2 separate regions of the Homo sapiens genome follow, and region 1 is linked to region 2. A link is a loop called in an ENCODE intact Hi-C map of the cell type or tissue named here. Cell type or tissue: natural killer cell. All regions are shown on one strand. Links, peaks and the distances in the headings refer to the core of each region. The heading gives the core; the rest is flanking DNA.

What was found. Hi-C counts contacts between places; a loop is a spot of excess contacts. Peaks named below come from ENCODE experiments on the same cell type or tissue, not always from the same donor. Only the 100,000 strongest peaks of a DNase experiment are listed, where the experiment ranks them.
Region 1: a loop joins it to region 2, with 4 times the contacts of the local background. A loop is called at or near these places in 12 of 110 quality-filtered maps.

Annotation. Positions count from the first base shown.
Region 1 is chr5:96,813,995-96,819,494 of GRCh38, forward strand. LOC124901033 (a long non-coding RNA gene) reads left to right here. Exons shown (of 3, transcript XR_007058879.1): 3 at 83-2,864. It also overlaps a transcript of ERAP1 not described here. Among named protein-coding and RNA genes, the nearest start is that of ERAP1, 8.8 kb to the left of the region's middle. RefSeq lists an enhancer at 2,921-3,060. In natural killer cell, for the core only: no CTCF peak of the experiment used is centred there; DNase peaks (open chromatin) are centred at 2,637 and 3,157; H3K4me3 peaks cover 1,059 bases; H3K27ac peaks cover 2,888 bases.
Region 2 is chr5:96,654,863-96,660,095 of GRCh38, forward strand. It overlaps a transcript of CAST not described here. Among named protein-coding and RNA genes, the nearest start is that of CAST, 4.9 kb to the right of the region's middle. RefSeq lists an enhancer at 1,882-3,081. In natural killer cell, for the core only: no CTCF peak of the experiment used is centred there; a DNase peak (open chromatin) is centred at 2,419; H3K27ac peaks cover 915 bases.

The sequences.
Region 1 (5,500 bases), core at 291-5,290, 160 kb after region 2:
ATCTATTATTGTGTATCAATAATACGAACATATCAACTTAAAACAACACATTTATTAACTCACAGTTTCTGTGGGTTGGTAGTTTCTGTGGGCTGCAATCAAGATGATGACTGGAGCTGCAGTCTCACCTGAGGCCCAGCAGAAGGGAAGGATCTGCTTCCAAGCTCACATCATTGTTCCAGCATTCCGTTCCTCATTGACTATCGGATTGAGAACCTCAGTGTTTTGCTGACTGTTTTCTGGAGGCTGCTCTCAGATATGACTAGTTCCTTGCCATATCCTATGGGTTAGAAGCAAGTCACAGGTTTCTCTCACACTAAAAGAAAGGAAATTATGCAAGAGAATGAATACCAGGAGGCAAGGATCATGGGGGCAACTTAGATTACGTCTGCCACACTAATGTTACTGCACATTGAAGATATTTCTACTATTATAATCTTAGGATTGGCATAGTCTGTGTTTTTGAGGCAGGGAAGGAGACATATATCAAAAAAATAACTGGTGAGTGGATAATTGGGAAGAAATTACAGAAGTGACTAGATTCTAGAGACTAGAAAGATTTGGTTCTTCATTGAGCTGAAAATAGGAATATCTCCCAAATAAGAGATATTCATGAGAAATCAATGATAGCTTTTTTCCTGATGGAAAAATGAATTAGCTTATGCTCATCAGAAGTGATGCCAAATTCAGGAGAAAGAAGGCAGCTGACATCCTGACCAACAAAGAGACCAAGCCCCGATAACTGGATTTGAACATCGGTGAAGAAGATGATTAAAGGTAGAAAGAGCCTTTACAGTCTAGAGAAAATAGTATAGGCCCAATGGAAGCTCAAAGTTGAAGAGACTTTTAACAGAAAGACAAAGGAAAAGGTGTCCTTGGGACTAGGGGTCCGAGCAAGACCTGAATTATAAACTGAGCAGCCACAGAGAAGCACTACAGATGTAGCTGAGTTATCTAGGCCTAACACCAAATATTCTAGAAAGACCCAAAGTACTAACCAGCTCTGGCAGCAAGACCAGCCCATGTCTACCTCTGCAGAACTTTGAGAATCTTTGGCTGATTTTTATTACCTAACTCCCTGTCCATAAGAGAAGGGAAAGAGACCAAGACTGAGTGGTTGGATCAGCCAAAGATGTCAAAATTAAACTTCAGTTAAATTAGCAAGAATTCTGGGCTTTTCTGTTTCTGTAGCATTGTGTTAGATTTGTTTTTTCCCTTGGTTTTCCAGTCCTGGTGGTAGATTGCTAAACTTTTATAAAATCTGTGTGAGTTTAGCATTCTGACTGTTCCCATTCTAAAAGATGAAAATAGAAAACTCAAAGTTTATGTCACTAATTTGATCTTTGTAAATGCACTGCTAAATAAAACACCCAAACTATTAAGGTGTTGTTGTTGTTGTTGTTGTTTGTTTTGTTTTTTATTTTTTTTTTTTTTGAGATGGGATTTTGCTCTTGTTGCCCGGGCTGGAGTGCAATGGTGTGATCTCGGCTCACAGCAACCTCTGCCTCCCATGTTCAAGCGATTCTCCTGCCTCAGCCTCCTGAGTAGCTGGGATTACAGGCATGCGCCACCACATCCGGCTAATTTTTGTACTTTTAGTAGAGATGGGGTTTCTTCGTGTTGGTCAGGCTGGTCTTGAACTCCTGACCTCAAATTATCCACCCACCTCGGCCTCCCAAAGTGCTGGGATTACAGACACACTCAGCCATTAAGGTGTTTTTAATTCTTTTTTTTCTTTACTGTTTTTGTAAGCAGTAATTTATTAACAGATGCAATAAGTAAATTGAAGCAAAAAAATACATCACAATGCTTAAGAAACTTGCTTAACAGAAAAAAGATTCCTGAGCCACACTCTGAAAAATTCTGATACTGTAAATCTTGAGAGATAAATAGACACATATATGTATGTGTGGATAGACGGATGGATGGATAGATAAATGGAAAGATAGAGATCGAGATATAGCCTAAACTTCATGGCAAGTATAAGCTACTTTTGGGAATTTAGGGGAATAAAAAATTATTTTATCACTGTTGTACTAGGAACAAAGCAGATTTTCCACACGTTAGCCAGAAAATGTAGGAGAATCAGTGAACCTCAAAGGGCCAGCACTAAAAACTGGGCAGCATCAGTATCAGTTTTGGATCCTAGAAAAACTATTGGAGATGATGCAAACAGAAGAGGGAAGAAAGGTAGACAGAGTCTGGACTCAGCTGCAGTTTGTTGATGACTATCTGAATCGTTCCCTTGCATTCTTTCTTAACGAATTATACATGTGAAAATTGCACACTTGAAAATTAAAATATGGGTATGTACTGGAGGGAAAGCACTGAGAGAGGAGTTAGGGGCTGGATAGGCAGATAGAGATGGAGGGTCTAGGGAGAAGGGACAGAAAGGAACAATGTTCACAGGAACAACTGCAGGACAGCACCTACCCCGCCTCTGCAGCTAACAGGAAGAAATGTGGTTAAGAACTTGCCCTTATGCCAGGATGTTGCTCAGCAGGGACGGTCTCAACTTAGGCACAGGTGCAACAAATCAACCTAAATGTCCTTAATTTGACCCAGCTCACTATAATGCCATTAACATAACATTAGCGTTGTGGTTTTAGGCACCTCCCACCATGGGTTTCACTTAGGCATTCAACCAGTTGGAGTCACTTTGGTCAACCTTAGGCATGCGTAGATATAGTACCCCAGGAGGGAATTTTATCCCTCCCATGTGGGCAAAACCCACAGAAGACTTCCTGGCTTCTGCCACATAAAAGACACAGAACACAGACACCTTACTGGCAACCTGCTTTCAGGACCCCTCTCTTCGCTGAGAGCTTTCCTTTTGCTTAATAAATTTTACTCTGCCCTACTCACCCTCCATGTCTGTGTGCCTATTTTGTAGTTGTGAGATAAGACCCCGGACCTCACCAAACTCCAGGGGCAAAAGCAGACTGCTACAGCACCAGAGTGGCCATTCTGCTCGTGAGTTTTGGACTATACATTCTCAGTTGGCAAAACAGAGGAACTGTATAGTAAGGAATTAATAAGTGTTCATTGTTTAGAGAGTACAAACTCTAAGCAGAAAGGAGGATTACATCAACTAGGACACTTTTGAAAGAGAAAGTAAATGGTAACCTAAAGACTTGGGGTTGGAGGGACGGGCAACCAGCATAAATCAAGTCTCCCCATGGGCAAAGCCAGGGAACACAGAAAGCCATTCCTGCTAGGCAGTCCCAGGGCACAGAGCAGGATAGAGAAGGGTGAGGAGTGGACCTATAGGGGCCAATGGAAGACCTCCAGCCTCAGCTTGTTGAACCACAGCAGGTGTTTCCTATGGGTCTAACTAACCAAGCATCAGTTAGCAACTGTGATCATCTAATTCACCTGCTCATCAAAGCAATAAATAATGCCAACCTCATTTCATGTTTTGTATCCATGCAATTATAAATAAGAAAAAGAAAAATAACACAATCAAAAAGATCAATGACATTTTAAAAACTAATTTCTATGTTGTGTCAGGGTTCAATGGCAGAGCACAGAATCACTAAGCTATTTAATCAGAAAAGGATTTATTGCAGGCTATTACATGACTTACATAATCATTGGGAAGGCTTAAAAAATACACTAGACTGAGCTTCCAGAAACAAATCGCAAAACCACAATGTAGAACTTGGCCACCAGTGAAACTGCTTCTCTTGCCATGATCCAGGAGCCATCTGCTAAATTGGGCAGCCTCTGCCACAATTGCTGGCTCCAGAACCATACCATGTGTGCCACAATCTTTCCCCACAAAATGAATAGCTCAAGAGCTGCCTGTCTCCCTACCGAACTCAATTCCAAATTCAAGTCTCCCACCAGTGCTACTGTTTGGCAGAGCCTAAAGCACATCTAGAATCTAGGAGCAAGGAGTCTGGAAAATAAAGTGTTTGCTTTCCCGACTCTGCAGTGGTGTGAGAAATTCTGAAAAGCGTTTGGAAGAGATGCTGAGTGAGCCAGTCCCAATATCTGCAATAAATATTAAACTGTACTGAGGTTGAACAAATAAAAAAGAAATAAAGCAATCATGAGGAAGCCTCAAGTAATATTGATTGTAATTAAGAACAAAAAATAATAATTGAGGTACCAATCGTAGATTTAGATTATGAAAGACACGGGGCACTTGGGAGTGAGATGAATATTTAACATTGTGACAGAAGCATATTGCCAAAAATCAAGTTATCATTTGGTATATTTGGAATGTCTCCAGGGGCTTTAAAACCCTTTTGCCTGCTCAACACACCTCCCTTTCCTCCTGTAAATGAATAATCACACTGCTCAGGCTCAGTCTGAGATGAACACAACACCTCCACTCTCTGGCCACCGCGATGAGGCCAAGGGCAAAGCCAGTCCAAGCAGACTCCCAGCCCAGGATTGTTCTGGCTGAAGCTAACAGGGAAGCCTCTTTTTTTTTTTTTTTCCTTTATGTTCCCAGCACTATATAAATATGGCCCTAGAGTTAATGGCTAAGTTCCCGCTATGGGTGATGGCTGAGAGAATAACCCCAAAGAAGAAAGAAAAGGAGGCTAAGCTTGAGAGGCTTTTTTTGTTGTGCAGGTTTTCTGAGTTCATCCTTAATTAAGGCCTGGGACTACCTCTTTCCTCCAGCTTTCTTCAACGCCCGAGGCATTCAGAATCCATGCCATAAATCCTCCCTCTTGGATAAAGATAGTTTTATTGCGGTGAGAATCAGTAGCGTTTAATTTTAAGAGTTGTAATAAACAAACCACAGTCTCAATCTTATAACCTGCTATTCCACTATTCACTTAAAGGAAGGTAGTGTCTTTTGTGTTCCATGAGAAAAGTGACATTTCTTTGCTTTCCCATACATTGAGGTCAACCTAAATTCCAATGAAGCCAAACCTGAACTGCATTTATTTATTTATTTATTTATTTATTTATTTATTTATTTATTTATTTTTGAGACGGCGTCTCGCTCTGTCACCAAGGCTGGAGTGCAATGGCATGATCTCAGCTCACTGCAACCTCCGCCTTCCAGGTTCAAGCGATTCTCCTGCCTCAGCCTCCCGAGTAGCTGGGACTACAGGCACCCACCACCACGCCCGGTTAATTTTTATATTTTTAATAGAGACGGGGTTTCAACACGTTGGCCAGGATGGTCTCAATCTCTTGACCTCGTGATCTGCCCGCCTCGGCCTCCCAATGTGCTGGGATTCCAGGCGTGAGCCACCACACCCGGCTTGAACTGCATTTTCTAACCAACTGACTTTATTTCAGTGATTTTGTAACATCACTCAATTTCAGGTAAGTACTCTCTAAGAACAGCTTCATTTGTCAGAAGCCTCATGGACAGCTGCTACCACCATATCATCATGTTTTCATCCTACAGACAATCATCAGCGGTGTAGACTGGTGAGTTCCAGCTATTTCACTAACAATGGGGAAGAACCAAAGAAAAATTGCTGTGAGAGGAGGAAGGCAGGAGAGCCTGTGGCTCCAGAGGGGTGTGTGT
Region 2 (5,233 bases), core at 234-5,233:
TAAGACTTTCCTTTTATTATTTTTATTGTATACTATGTGTTTATTGCAAGAACCATTAAGAAATATAAGAAACATTAAGAAAACATAAACTGGGAAAATAAAACCAAAATAGAATTACCCAAATGCTCACATCTAGTTAATTTCTTGATGTATAGCTCTATCTTTAGCTCTACAATGTACATGCTATTTTATAAATACATTGTCCTTCTAAGAGGATACTGAATATTTTTCTGTGTCAATAAATATGGAATAGAAACCTTTCAAGACCTATAGGTGATCAGAAAAGGACAAAAAAGATGTGGGGCAGAGTGATGAGCAAGACCTGATGGTGGGTAAACATGTCCTGCTACTTGAAGAATGTGCAGGATTTAGATAACCAGATGGGAGATGTCTCTCGGAAGAACAGCAACATGGAAAAATGCAGGAAAGGGAAAGTGCATGCACGGGTCATGCATGGTCCAGTAGGGAGACCAGTGTGGCTGGGAAGCTGGCTTTCTGTGGATAAGAGGGAAAAGGCAGGGAGAAGGATAGACCCAGGCAAAGAGAAGCTTTAGAGTACCTATTCTTTATCTTCTCTGAAAACTGGACAAGAAGAAATGGATTTGAATGGCAGTCCGCAGTCAAATGCAGATGGCTCTCCACATAAAGAGAATTGTTACAAATGATCTGCAGTAGTGAATGAAAAACTGGGATTCCCCTCTAGAGAGCTTTAAAAAAGGACAGATGTCTGAGCTCAAATAAGGATCTACTGCAGATACTTGCAATGCATTTGCCTTATCTTAGCTCATCTTAGTAGTAGGCAATTTAACAATATATTCTGGCTTACTGTTTTTCAAACTGTGGGCACAATAGTTGGTTATGACATTTAGTGAGTCATCATCAACAGTTTAAAAAAGAAATTTGAATAAAGTAGAACAGAAGTTGAATATCAGAATATGCTGCCACTGTTAACATTCTCAAGAGCCTATTTGTGTAAATCGGGATTTTCAATCTTCAGCCAATTAAAACAACAAAAAAAATCTGGCTGAACAGTGCACCAGAAATGCAGGTAGCATTATCTTCATGTGTCTCAGACTGTAATAAACATGAACAGGCAAAGATAGCTGGAGCATTAAGTAAAATATTTCCTAATTTTTAGTTTTTATTGTTTGTTTTGGATTTGTTTCCACTTTGTGTTTACAGATGAATAAAACATAGTTCACATTATTCATTGTTTTTACCTGATCATAGATAATGAAGAATTGTTCCATGAAACTTCATGTTCAAATCATGTGCATTTATATGTACTAGTTGCAATGTAAAATGTATTTCTTACTGAGGACCACGGGGAAAAAAAGTTTGGAAAAATTACTGAGAACTTTACTTAAGAACAATTTGTATACTCTATGCATATTCTGCTTAGTTTCTGAATTGGTTGAGACTCTTGGTTAACAAATAACAGAAAAAGCAACTTGTACTGTTAAAACAAAAATGAGGGGAGATTATTTTGAAGGCTATAGCGTACGTCCCAGAACCAAAGCCTTTTGAGTGCAACTGGGCCTCACTAGAGAGTGCAGCTCATTAAGTGGAAGGTCGTAAGGAAGCTCAGCCCTCTTCTGTCTCCTCCTATCTCTGCTTCCCTGGCAGGCCTGTTCTTTCTTCCTGTGCGGGCTGACTTTCCGGGTCCTCAGTTTCCACAGTGAAGCCCAGGTCTACATGCTTCACGTTACGGTTTTTAGCACCCAGAAAGTTTTTTCCTCTATCTTCATCTTAATTTCATTACTCAGTCCCCACCTCCCAATGAGGAAAGAAAACCTGCCCGTTTGGGTCAGTTCAAGTCAGGTCTACCATTGGTCCAGTCAACTGTGGGCTGTGGAGAAGAGGGATAGAGCAATGGGGAGCCATGATGGGATCTGGAATTCTACTCCAAAGGAGGAACAGGGGTGAGCCGGGCAGATATTCCAAATGGCCCCTGGTGCATGCTCTTAACTCTTCTTTCTAGAAACTAGTGAATTCTTATATATTGATTCAAAGGAATCAAGATTCTGCATGTGCCCCAAATGACTTTGAGTATTAAATCCAAAGAGACACTTTTTCTTAATTAAAAAAAAACACTGTGGCTTGCAGGCAATTGAAGAACCTCTTAGAAATGGCACATTTCTTTATACAATAATCTGAGCTGGAAACAAATGCAGGGAAAGAAACAAAAATGAAAACAAACCTGACACCAATAAATATGTAATGTGAAGTGATCTGCAACAAGAAGGATCAAGACTATTTTATAATCAAACACCAAAGAGAGGTGACCTTAGGCGTACCTTGGAACATAAAAATCTTGCTTTGCAGGATGGCTTTATTTTCTGCCTTAAATCTAACCAAAGAGTTTGCAGTATTGTGTGGTTTGGGTGTGGCGGTAGAAGCCTGGGGTGAGTCACCATGATGACCAACTGTGGTTTCTTTTTTGCTATAGTGAAGAAATGTGGTTTGCTCAGTGTATCGTCCCAATCTACATGCCTTCTGGATAGGCTACAAGAAATACCTATTAATGGACAAAAGACAGGCTGAGGGAGGAAATGAAGTCTAGGCCTGGGAAAATTTAGATGACAATTTTTTGAGTGGGAGGGAGTAGGTTAGGATATATAGAAAGGAAAAGATAATTGATTCAAAATCTTCAATATGACAAGAATATGATAATTCTTATAATAAAAATTGATTCCTATGAATGACTTGGTCTAGATATATTCCAGACAGAAATAGCACATTAAAAAATTAATCTAGCTTTGGTAAATATTTGAAGCAAGCAGTTGGCTGTACAGATATTTGGGCTGCAAAAATTTCTATATAGAAAATTAATTCCATAAGATGGTGTTTGTGAGTGGGAGAAAAATGAAAGTTAGTGGAAAGTGGCAAGATTTCAAAAATATAACTTGATTTCCAGAGATACACTTGCTAGTCTGAAAATGTAATTTTGTAGGCCAGGCACGGTGGCTCACACCTGTAATCCTAGCACTTTGGGAGGCCGAGGCGAGTGGATCACATGAGGTCAGGAGTTCGAGACCAGCCTGGCCAACATGGCAAAACCTCATCTCTACTAAAAATACAAAAATTAGATGACCGTGGTGGTGGGCACCTGTAATCCCAGCTACTCAGGAGGCTGAGAGGCAGGAGAATCACTTGAACCCAGGAGGTGGAGGTTGCGGTGAGCCGAGATCATGCCACTGCACTCCAGCCTGGACAACAGAGCGAGAGTCCATCTGAAAAAAAAAAATGTAATTTTGTGACTCAGTTTTCTGTGTTGCCTCCAGATCTGAGGGGCCATGACGAACTTGCACCTATCCCAGGACAGGAACACGGGAGTACTTTGGGTTTAGTAAGTTCATTACCATGCACACATCATCCCAAATTTGGTTTCTTGTTGCCTAACAAATGTTAAAGTTATTTCAAATAACCAGCCACTCTATCAGCACATACACAAAAGAAGCAAACCAAAAAGAAAAAAAAAAGGAAATGGAAAAATGGAAAAAGCACCCATTATTGGGAATGAGTACATCAGCGTGAATTCTGGCTGCCAGCTCAGGTATGTGGGTCTGGATTAGAGCTTTCCTAGGGTACTGCTCAGCTGTGGCTCATTTTATGGTCTACAGAATGTCTGGAATGCTGGTTGAATGGAAACAGATCTATAACATTCATTGATTGGACAGGAGGTTGCTTCTTACTGGGGATCCAACAAAAACTGCTTTGCCCCTGTCCAAAGAACATTCAGGGGTTTTGAAATTTTTAACTATTAATAATAAATGCAATTTAATAATTGCAACCAGCATTTATTTGCACAATTATCATACATGAGGCACTGTGCCAAATGCTTTAATACACTGCCTTATTCCATCATCAGAATAACCCTAGGATGTAGGTACTCAGCTTTATCATCCACAGGTAACAGGTTAGGGAACTGATATTCAAAGTGATTAAGTAATTTGCTTGAGGTATGCAGTCCATAAGTGGCAGAGCTGGGATTTAAACATAGTTGTGTGGATCTAAAACTCTTATGCTTTACCCACTATGATGTATTGCCAAAATATGGCAATCTCCAGCAAATGCGATGTGGTATCTACCTGGATGTTTCTTTGGCTCTGTTTTTTATTTCTTTATAGGATTCTCTTTCAAGTATATATTTATATGCAAATCGATTCCTAGGTAGAACAGCCAGTTGGTGGAGCAGTCAAAACACACACAACATTTATCAATTAAATTCTCTGTCTTCTATGGGTGCACTATGTGGTGCCCCAAAATAATTACAATAGCAACATCAAAGATCTCTGATCACATATCACGTAACAGATATAATGAAAAAGGTTGAGGTGTTGCAAGAATTACCAAAATGTGGGTAGACATGAGGTGAACACACATGCTGTTGGAAAAATGGTGCTGACAGACATGCTCGAGGCACGGTTGCCACAAGCCTTCATTTTGTAAAAAACACAGTATCTGTGAAATGCAATAAAGCAAAGAGCAATAAAATGAGGTATGCCTGTATTTACTTGTCTGTCTCTTCTAATTGTAAAGTCCTTTAGTGTAAGAGGTCTACAGTACCTCCCCATAGCAGGCATCTGTTACTGAGTAAATAAAGGAATAAATGATTACCTATGTGCAGACAGTAATGTGGCAAAAGCCATTTATTTATTTATATTTAGTTTTTGTTTTTCTTGAGACAGAGTCTCACTCTGTCGCCCAGGCTGGAGTGCAATGGGACAATCTTGGCTCACTGCAACCTCTGCCTCCCTTGTTCAGGCGATTCTTGTGCCTCGGCCTCCTGAGTAGCTGGGATTACAGGTGCGCGCCACCATGCCCAGCTAGTTTTTTGTATTTTTAGTAGAGACGGGGTTTCGTCGTGTTGCCCAGGCTGGTCTCGAACTCCTGAGCTCAGGCACTCTGCCCACCTCAGTCTCCCAAAGTGCTAGGATTACAGGCATGAGCCACCGCACCATCTATATTTAAAAGGAGCTTCCCCAAATTAGTAAATGCTGGTCCATGATATCAAAGTTCCAATAATTCTTCACTGGCTACAAGGAAAAGCAAAACATCAGGGTCTTCAGCTTCTTTGAAATTCTTCTGTACTCATAGTCATTAATGCATTGTTTAGCAATTGTTCTGCTTATGTGAGTTCTGACTTTTAAGCTAAGCCTGAAGGTTAGGGTTATTACCTCTTATAGATTTTGATACCTAATATATCATGTATTAGTGTAGCTGCTCCACA